2 separate regions of the Mus musculus genome follow, and region 2 is linked to region 1. The links are chromatin loops, found by intact Hi-C in ENCODE. Cell type or tissue: left cerebral cortex. All regions are shown on one strand. Links, peaks and the distances in the headings refer to the core of each region. The heading gives the core; the rest is flanking DNA. Region 1 has its middle 29 kb from the start of Gm40924. Region 2 holds the start of Tfap2a (transcription factor AP-2, alpha).

Region 1 (5,377 bases), core at 138-5,137:
TGCTCTGTAGACGACGCTGGCCTTGAACTCAGAGATCTGCCTGCCTCTGCCTCCAGTATTGGGATTAAAGACATACAGTGGAATCTTCCATTATTGGTGGCCTTAATTTTATGTTTAATGTTGGGTGGTAACCTTCCTTTATGTCTAGGTACTAATTTAATATGGGGAACTGTTAAAAAAAAATCCATCCCTTGGATATCCCCAAAGCTGACCAGAATCTCCAGGAACAGGATTTCTCAGCTCTCTGGAGTAAAACCGCACAGCTGATATGAATACGCAGCTCTGTTAATGAATCACTACACTAATGTCCTATGATGCACCAAGTCAAGAGCTAACACTTGGATCAAGGATTATCTGAGGTCCGTTTTGTTTCTCTAGCTCTTATCTGTTCATTCTGAATGGTTCCTAACAATAAAATGCTGGCAATATTTACTCACAACTATACTTACTCTTTGGCCTGCTCTATAGACTTTTCCTCCCGCTGGCTTTCCTTTTCCAGCCTGAGTATGAGGGCATTTGCCTTGTCTTACTGTATCTTGTTCTGTCTTGTCATCAGCGAGGTTTCCTGAAGCAGCAGAAGACCCGGCTCAGCCCCATGCAGGCACCGTGCTTGCTGTTTCCGTTTCTGTGAGCCCTGTTAGTTGATTAGGTAAGCCATGTTCTCCTGCTGACTTCCATCTCCTCTGACTCCTACAGTCAGCCTTTACGCTGCCTCTTTCATGGGGTTCAGAGTCAGGGAAACACGTGCTTCTCTCTTAGGAGCCCCAGCAACCAACCACACACACACTCCTAGTCATCAGTCCTGTGTGGCTGTGAACCCTGAAACAGTGACAAACCTGGCAAAATATACTCACTGAGTATATAATTGCTTTCTGGTCGGATTTAAGGCCCATTCCATATAGGCATTCATGCCGGGCCTATGAAACATGCATAGGTGTCAGATATTTATCTTGTCCACAAATATATATATTGAGATGTAAGTATGTATATATTCATTATGTTTGATTCATTAATGATAATATTTATAATAATTTTAATCTTACCATGTTACACCTATTATGTATACCTACTTCGAATAGGGCATTCTAAGTTTATTCATGCAAATTGATCATAAAATAAGTATAAAATTAACATATATGAATTATGCTTTTTCAGAGAGTTTTCTTTTACATTTGATTTTTTATTTTTGTTGTAACTTTCATGGTATCTACAACGTTATTCTAACAATTAACATTATTTAAGCAGTACATTTTTAACACTAGTGTTCCTATTACTGATTGATGTGTTTATAAAAAGATAAGGAGAGAGAGAATATGTTTTGGTGGAGGTGTAGTCAGGAGTGCGGGAAAGGGTTGCCTTGGAGGGCCCATGCTGAGGCATCCCTCCCTCCCCCCAAGGGACCATCCACATGATGGTATAGTATAGAATAGAGTTTATTCAGGACATGGGGAGGGTAGTTAAGAGGGTAGGAGAGGCAGAGAGAGAAAGAGTAGAGGAATAGGCGTAGAGGTCGGCAGCCATGAGAGAGGGGGAAGGGAATGAAGAGAGAGGGAGGAAGGGGCAAGAGAGGACAGAGGGGAACAAGAAGGCAGGAGCAAGAAAGAGAGAGGAGGAGGCAAGCATCCCCTTTTATAGTGAGATACACCTGTATGTTGCCAGGTAACTGTGGGGCAGAGCTTAGACAAAATGCTAACACTAATAATGGAAACTATTATAATTTACAACGTTGGCATCTTATAAAATTGTCAGGATTAATGCTACAGGATTTGTATGTATTGGTGATTTTGGGTTTTAAGACCTCTATTTTTAGGTATCATTATAATATGAGCTTTTATATGACTAAAATTCTGATAAACACAGCCAGAATGGGAAATCAAATCTGAAGATTATTAATAAAAAACCGGGTGAGTGCTTCAAAAGACTGTCTATCTTTGGATATCAAGATAACTCAGTTTTAGTAACGGTCAGTATCAATATCTGGGTTTACTTTATAATCTCATAATGTAAATCTTAAGCAAAGCTAGCTAAAATATACCTGTTCCCCTTCAAGAATGGCTATGTTAGAGAAAGTAAAGTTGCTGCTTGTCTAGAGTATCTTCTATCTTCCAGAATCAATCTCATTTCTTATAGTTAATTTTTATTGATGTACAAGATAATGGATTCTGCTCTGATACATGCATGTCATTGTACTTTGCTCATGATTTTCCCTCCAAGATCCCACCCTGCCTGAATTTCCCAAGTACAACTAACTACCTTTTCTTGAAAAATTACTCTTCAAAGCCTGGTATGTCTCTGAACCTCTAGGGTGAACAAGTACTGAATCCGTTCTAATTTCATAGAACTTTCTAGAGATATTCCTGGGGAGCAGTGTTCTTTGTCAGCTGTGGCTGTGAGTAGATACATTTGCCTATAACACAAGACAAAGCCAACATCGACATGGAAATCAAAGGTAAATTCCCTTCCGGGTCCATCGAGCACTCAGACCTTGTCATGTCTGGATGTACAATCGAATCTTCACCAGTCTAACTATTCTCCATCGTCAATAATCAGAAGACAGGCAAGGTGGGTGGACAAGGGGGTAGAGTGCCAATCATCAGGGAGTGTGGGCTGCAGGGGACTTCCATATGGTAGGTGTTTGTGATTTGCATAACTTTAAAGGGCTCTTTATTCCGAGGTCCTAGTGCCCCCTATAGCTCAAATCAGAGGACTACAGAGAGAAAGATTACAAGTGTGAGCACTTGGGCCCTGTAGGAGGCATTCTGACAGTTCTCTGCCTGGTTGACAGATACAACTAAGGACTCCTTCAATGTTTTGCTGTCTCTGTATTCGCTCCTGTTCTATTCCTCTTGGTTTTACAAATATTAATCACCAGTGAGCATCTTACATCCCAGATTCTCAGTTTCTGCTTGCAGAGAGCTGATTGCAGTAATGACTAGATACCTATTACACACAAAGTCTCAGTAACAACACAGAAAAGCTATATTGTACCTTTAGGTTAAAACTCAACTTTCAGGAGTATTTTTGTGACTGAGATGATGATGGAAACAAGAAAGCAGAATAGACAAATGTAGGCACAACAGGCTACTCAATTACTTTCTGATGTATATTCATTATTACGGACTGAATAAAATTTGCTTGAGAGTTGCTTTCTGGGGACCAGTGAGATACTCAGCCGTCAGGAGCACTGGCTGTTCCTCCAAAGGATCTGAATCCAATTGCTAGCACCTAGATGGAGGCTCACAACTATCTGTAACTCCAGTTCCAAGGATGCCCTCTTCTTACTCTTATGGACACCAGGCACATAAGTGGTACATAGAAAAACATGTAGGCAAAACAGACAGACATATAAAAATAAATAAATGATAAATAAATAAACAAGCAAAAAGGCTTTCTGAAGAGTTTTATATATTATTTTTAAAAAGTAACAGCTGGTAAGGAACATGCAAAATTTCATTTCCTGTCTTTTAAAACTTCAAAGAACTTATTTGAAGTTTTAATATATGAAATATAGCTGGACAATTTGCTTCATTAAATATGTCACTGGTGATTTGACCTGTGATGCATGAGGTTCACGCAGGTAAATGATACGTTTAGTGACTACAGGAAACAGCATTTGGATAAAATTTCCAATGAATAAATAATAATTACATAATTATTATTTATATATCAGTATGTAATATACAATATATTAATATTATAATTATATAATATATAATTAATAGAATTATATAAATGGGACACACACAAGGACATTAGAGGAAAAAAAACAAGTCAGGGTCAAAAGGAAAGTCAGGCCAGCATTCTGGTTGGCCTAAGGGTTTCTGCAGTATTTTCCTGAGCTCTTCCCCTAGTTAAATAAATAAATTAATTAATTAAATAAAATAAATAAATAAATAAATAAATAAAGGAGCTACACAGACTGAGGTAGCAAGTACAGAGCCTACAAGGGCTTGTGCAAGGTCCGCTGTGTGAAAGCCACATTATGAGGCTCCTGTGGGTTTGAATGAATGGCCTCTGCTTCTCTTGGGGATATTTCCCTTCTGATGATTTGCCTTACCCACGTTCAGTGTGATGGGTTTTGCTTTTGTTTATTATATTTTATTGTGTTACGTTTTGTTGTTACCTCTTGGCAGCCGTTCTTTTCTAATGAGAGACAGAAAGGGAGTGTTTCTGGATTAGAGGAGGGGGTGGGGTGGGGAGGGACTGGAAGGAGTAGACACAGGGTAAGCTGTAATTAGGATATATTTATTATATGAGAAAAGAATCTATATTTAATGAAAGGACAAACATAAAAGGACGGGTGCTCGATGAGTTTGTATTCTTTCCAGGATGATGGACAGCATTTGTAGATCAGCACATTGCAGGAAATGAGGCCGATTCAGGAAAGTGAGAGGCGAAGTCTTCTCTTCTGTGAAAGCATGGAAATGGGAAGTAGATTATTTGGGACGAGGAAGAGGGAGTGTGTGGATAGACAAAAATGGGAGGTCAATATGGCCCAACGACATCATGTTCTTCAGAGACAGTGGCATTATGAAACCCATTGCACTTGTGGGGAATGCAAACTAAGAATGTTTAGACAAAGAAGAGTAGAGAGATGGACGCTGGTTTAATAGCACACCTTATAAACCCATCTAATTACTGAAGTATGTGCACATGTCCTTTGATCACAGCCCGAGCAGACCACTTAAGAAGGCCATTATAGCTACTGTAGTTTTATGTGGTTCTCCAGTAACTCCGTTTTGCTGTATAGACATGAAAATATAAAGTTGCCGAGTTCTTTTAGTAAAGCCTGGGTTTGGGGGCTCGCTCTCCCATGCAAACATCAACACCGTCCTTCTTGGTCTGTTTCAGAGATTATTATGTTTTTCTGGAGAGAAGTCACCTTTTTCTCTCTCTAGCTAATGGTATCTGCATGAATGATCCATAGCTTTCTAAAACATATTTCTTAAAATGGGTTAGGTGTTATTTTTGTGTCAGATAGAGATGTTGAACATAGTTGGCATATTTCTTAAACTTAAGAGTTTATCAGAAGAGCGGAATAAATAAGAATTTCACCAAGAGTAGTAGCACTGACCCATAGTCCCAATATTTAGGAAGTTGAAACAGTGGAATTGCTGTTGAGTTAGAGGCTGGCAGGCCTATAGAATGAGCTTCTTCCTTAAAACTAAATCAAGACTAAACTAAGACCAAAGTAAAGACAAACAAGAAAGAATGTTGTATGAGAAACATTAAGTGTTCAGTCCAGAGAATGTATGTATTGAAAGTGTTGATTTAATATGGACAATGAATACATAGTCACTATGGCCTACAGCATGTAAAGAGGTCTTCACTTCAGGGAGAACCGAATCCTTTTTACCTTTAATCACTTAAGCCAGGA
Region 2 (5,377 bases), core at 300-5,299, 840 kb before region 1:
AGACAGAGATGTGGCTGGAGGTCAGGGCCTGCTGCGGGGAGAGCCTACAGTTGGCAAATGGCTGTAGGGCCTGGATCTGGGGCTGAGGGCCAGTGGTTTTGAGACCTATGGGAACAGATCTACCAGGCTTGGCCACTTGGGTATCGCTCATCTCGGTGGATGTTGACAATCAGAGAACAGAAGATCATTCCGACCCATGTTTCTTTGTTACTCCCGATGTCCCTGCCTCGGTATAGTTCATTCCCCCCAGGTCAGGCCTGTATCCTCAGCTCTAACTCTAGGCTCCTATCCAAGGGAACCACGGCCCCTGCCCAGCTGCAGAACTGACTGCAAGAGACGAGTTGTGGTAATGAAGCTCAGGCAAGCGTGTGCTTCCCAGGCTCAGGGGCTACCCAACCGACCCGCTCTCCCCAGCCTTTCATCAGCGCCCACACTGCGGGGCCGCGACTGCGGCCGCCCAGAGCTGGCAGGCCCAATCTACACGTCAATGGTGCCCTTGGCGGAAGTATAACTACAGTTTAGTAGCCTTTAGCTGATTTGGAGCCAGAGATCCGCCGGCACTGAGCTGCGGGGACAGGGGAGGGGATTGGGGGGGGGGTCGGGTTAGAGAGCAAATAACCCCTTAAGCGCCTTCCCCCTAGGTCACAACTGAAGGAAAAGAAAGCGAAACTTACGAGTTCCCCGCAAGCACCCTGGCGAGCCCGCAGGACGTAAAAACCCCTGCTTTGAGGCCTTGGAGCGGGCCTACAGGTCATAGGGCACCGGGCTGTGGCTGCCTCTGGGGAAAGTGGAGGTGCTGGCCCCTCCCAGAGACTGAGCTCTAGGTTTTAAGCCTTTTTACAGGTCAGTTGAGCTTGGGGGAAAAACCTTGCGGAGCTTTACTTAGAAATTGACCTTTTTTTTTTTTCCTGGGCAGAGTGGGAAGCCAAGTTCCTACACCTATCAGCCAAAGTGCTACTTAAATGTGGAAAGGCATCTCTAGGGGTTACCCAGGGCCTTGAGACTTTGAATTCACTTGTCAGCTCTGGTCTTGTCTCTGGCTTTTCGGGGAAGAGACTCTAGCTTAGACAGGGTCTTCAGGAAGGAGAATTGCACCTCTACAGTTTTGAGTGGAGGCTGGTGTTCTCTTCTCTTGCTTTTCTTCCACCTGTTAGCAAACACTTGGATTTGCCGATGTCTTCTTCCCCATGAGGGATTCACTATGGAAATCGAGGAGGCCTGGACATTTGGGGTGGGGGGGGGGGAAGGAAAGAAGAAAGAAAAGAAGGAAGAAAAACCAAAGAAAAAAGAATCAGATGAACCAGAGGTCTCTGAGGAGATCTGCTGTCGTTGATCCACAATTAGCAGGACAAAGACAGATAAAAATATTTTTTAAAGTGCTAGTGGGAAAACTCAGCCAGAGAAATCCCTCTATATCAGAGTGTCACATTAAAGTCTTTAGTGTTTTTTTTTTTTTAATATCTTACTTTAGAATAATTGCAGTAAGGGAGGAAGGGTCCCGGTGGAGTGAGTAAGCCCCTGGGCGGAGTCAGGAGTGGCCAACTTGGGGAAGGGGTGTCTCCTGCCTTCAGGTTCTTCACCAGCCGGCCATTGCGCCGCCAAAACGCCGGCGTTAGTAACATCAAGTCATAAAGGGTCGCGTCCTTCTTTAATTAAAAAGGAGAATCTTGGGAAAACTGGAGCCGATTTGCACAGGAAGAGTTGGTTCCTAATGTTTTATTTTGATGCATGTACGACACCGCATGGAGAGTCGCAGGAGCTCATGGGTCTGCGGTTTGGCTCACTCCAGAAGGGGTTGTGCATCCCCATCCGAATTCTGTGTTGTTGTCCACGTTGCACCTGGGAAACCTTACAGTCCAAACGCCCGGATGAATAGTCAGTCCGATTCAGCTTCATACAAACCGGAGGAAAATCATTTAACCCCCGGATCTGTCGAGTAACCTCTTCAGGGTACAACTTTTATTTTACACGTAGCAATTAAGAGATCGCAAACCCCAACCGAGCCACCGGAGCCGGCTGGCAGAATCTCCAACCTGGGGGGAGGGGGGAGCGCAAAGCTAATAAAACTCCCAGGGCGCTGCAGCCCGAGGGGGTAACAGCCGTGAGCGGAGGCGATCTCTAGTTGGGCAAAATTCTTGGAGTGACTTTGCTGGTCCTGGTTTGGTGGCTACGGTTCATTGCGAAAGGGATAATGATTTCTAATAAAATCGGACGGGGACGAAAGGCAGATAGTGGCGGTTGTAGTAAGAGTGGGAGGTGGGGTACTAAAAGTTGGTCCCTAGGCGCCGCCGCTGGTACCCTGCGTAGTACAGAGCTTTATCCAAAGCATCTTTGGCTAGCAGGACCCGAAGACAGGCGAAGGGGAAAGAGATGAAATTGGGGATAGGGGACGCTCGAACAGGGAGGGTGCTGGAGCTCTAGGAAGAGTTGTTGGGCTTGCAGGCTGGCATGCAGGCAAGTGCTCTAGGAGCAAGTTAGCGGCTAGAAGAGGCCTTTATACCTGGGTCGGAGCGGCCGGCGGCAGATTGTGGTCCTGGCGAGCAATTGGACTATTGTTGATATGCTAATGAGGCGATTAGGCTGTTCGCGAGGAGCAGGAAAAGGGAAAAGTTTCTACCATTAGAGGGAGATCTCCGAGCGCACACGGGAGCTCTCTAACCCTTCTCTCCTCCTCCCTCCTCGCCCTTCTCCTGGCCCTCCTCCTCCTCTACCTCCACCTCCTCCTCCCCCTTCCTACCCTTCTCCTCCTCCTCGCCCTCCTCTCCTCCTCCCCCCCTCCTCCTCTTTTGCTCACCGCCCGCAGCCCGCACTTTGCGCTAACCCAGAGAGTAGCTCCGCTGGGGTGCGAGGCGCAGAGGGGCAAATCCGATCACGCCGATCCATGAAAATGCTTTGGAAACTGACGGATAATATCAAGTACGAAGACTGCGAGGTAAGCGCGGCGCCGACTCAGTCATCCTTGCGGCCACAGGCTTGGAGATCGACCCTCCCTCTCCTCCTCCTCCTTCTCTCCACGCGAAATGCGAGTGGGACAAACTTAACACCCGCGCAGCTCCCACCCCTCCATGTCGCCCGAATAGCACAGGGGAGACGCTGGAGATAGTGGACATGGATCTCGGTTCTTTCACTTTTGTCTTTCGAAGCTCGTGTTCCACTCTTTCCCCTTTTCTCCTGGTTACTTTTGGTTCTGCCTGAGAGTGGAAGGAAGAGAAGAGCTTGGATTTAAAAAAAAAAAAAAAAAAAAAAAAGCTGGCAACTGGGCACGTGCCTGTGCACTCTGGTGTGTTTGAGCGAGATCCTGGGGGTGCCTACAGTAGCAGGAAGAAAATAAAACCATGTCCCCCCTTTCACTCCCTCCCTGACATTAATACCCCCTTTTTCATTCATTCTTTTCTTTCTCCCTAAAGACGTTCCCTTCTTGCATTTGGAGAAGGGCGCACACACTTCGCCCTGACCTGTAAAGCACGTTCGGCTTGGGAGCCCACACGTCAGCCCTTGGTGTCACTCTTTAGCTGCTATAGTCCTTGAAGTTCTAAGGAGTTTCTCCCGCCGAGCTTCGGGGTGGACACACCCCGTGGTGGTGGTTGGGTGTGGGTGCGTTACCGGCCTCTGGGAGTCGGGGACGGGGGAGGGATCCCCCTTCTACCTGCCAGTGCTTAGCGGCGGGACCCTGAAAATCCTGGGGCGACAGCCGATCGTCTCCAGTTGCCGATAGTCCGCTGGGATCAGAGAGAGGGCCGTCCCTTGGGAACCCATTTTAAAACCCAGAGCCTCAGAGCATAACTTTTGGGACAGTCAGGGAGGCATGAAAAAAGAACCAACGGCTTGTGCGGGGGGTGGGGGAGGGATGGCCTCAGCCTGTTGTGTGTGTGTGGGTTTTTTTTTTTTCATACCCCACTGAAAGGGGCTGATCAGCGAGTGGTGTGACGGAGGGGTGGGAAGCCCGTGATTATCCAAATCTGTAGTAGCCTTGACTTTCGCTGTTCTCTCTTTCTTTCTTTCTTTCTTTCTGTCTGTCTGTCTGTCTGTCTGTCTGTCTGTCTGTCTTTCTTTCTTCCCCCCCCCCCCCTTTCGGCATTTGGAGCTAGGGGTTCCGGCTAAAACGTCTGCTCGCGGGCGCGCAGAGGCAAAAATTCTGACTTCACTCGAAATTAGAAACTGGGTTTACGTGAGGGAAGTGTCACCCGCTCCCTCCCCCTTTTCTTTTAAAATGCTGGGTTTTTTCGCCTTTCTCCTCTCCGTCTTTCCCTTTATCCCTCTCCACTCCCAACCTGGGACACCAGGTGACAGGCATCCCTACCAATATCCCTGCTTCTCTGGGGACTCCTGTGGTGCGCCGAGAGGGGCCCAGGAACCCCATGTAGGACCAGACAGCTTTGTTTTCTAGACTAAGGGTGACTTTTGCCGGCAGGGCTAGGTTCTACTGTGACTCTTTAAGAGCAGTTTTTCCCCCTTAGGGATCTGGGCTCCCTTCTCTAGCTGATGGTTTTTTCACTTTCTTGGAACCCCGAAATCAGTTCGGGGTACAAGCGCCCTGAGTGGAAGCGTTAAGAATCTTAGTGTGGCTCAACACACCAAAGGAAACTCGAGGGTAGGGCGCGAGATGAACTTGAACCCCCCAGAGGGACTCTGAAGGCGCATGAGAGAGGGGTTGGAGAGGGGTGTGATGAGACCGGGATGGGAGAGAAGAAGAAGAAAAAAAAAAAGTCTGGGCAATCTCAACAACTTTGGTATCAGCGGGATAGCCAGCTCTGGAGCGGAGATTTCGGGTTCCCGAGCGGGCTTAGAGTTGTCTGATTTGGCTGAGACTCTGCAGGGACACGCAAGAGGCGAGGTGCCGCTTGTTCCGACAACCAGGCGGGCCGACTAGCAGTGGCGACGCGAGGGGAGAGCTAGCTCTGTCATCTAGGGGGTGTCGGCAGGAGTGGCCCAGCCAGTCCGACGGGTTTGTGCAGGGAGCCAGGAGCCTTCGCCAGAGGCGCCCAGGCTGGGCCGCTTCGCGTCTGTGCGCGCCCGGGGCCGCGTCCCGGCTCCGGCTCCGGCTCCCGCTCCCGGAACCCGGTCCGGGGACCAACCGAGATCGGAGAAGCCGCAGCCGACGGGCTCACGGCTCCGAGGTCCTAGGGAAGGCGGCTCGCGACCAGGCGGAGGACAAGGGTTAGCGAAGCGGGCGGGTTGCTCCCAGGCGGGACGCCGGGCCATGGAGGATCAGCGAGGCAGCGGGCAGCCGAGTCCCGAGTCCCAGGCCCCGCTGCGCAACAGAGAATCCCGCGGCCGGAGAGCGGCGGGAAGCACCTCCCAGGCGCAGAACTCGGTGGGCAGCCGCCAGCGGGTCCCGGGAGCTCCAGCCCGCGGCGCGCGACCCCCGCTCCATCCC

The links. Peaks named below come from ENCODE experiments on the same cell type or tissue, not always from the same donor. Only the 100,000 strongest peaks of a DNase experiment are listed, where the experiment ranks them.
Region 2: a loop joins it to region 1, with 4 times the contacts of the local background. A loop is called at or near these places in 4 of 42 quality-filtered maps.

Annotation. Positions count from the first base shown.
Region 1 is chr13:39,891,647-39,897,023 of GRCm38, reverse strand. No RefSeq gene overlaps it. Among named protein-coding and RNA genes, the nearest start is that of Gm40924, 29 kb to the left of the region's middle. In left cerebral cortex, for the core only: a CTCF peak has its summit at 2,687; a DNase peak (open chromatin) is centred at 2,674.
Region 2 is chr13:40,731,225-40,736,601 of GRCm38, reverse strand. Tfap2a (transcription factor AP-2, alpha) reads left to right here and starts at 2,807. Exons shown (of 7, transcript NM_011547.5): 1 at 2,807-2,932. The coding sequence starts at 2,882. It overlaps Gm26688 (predicted gene, 26688), which reads right to left. Exons shown (of 3, transcript NR_125899.1): 2 at 2,822-3,191; 3 at 1,440-2,580. In left cerebral cortex, for the core only: a CTCF peak has its summit at 2,608; a DNase peak (open chromatin) is centred at 2,500; H3K4me3 peaks cover 613 bases.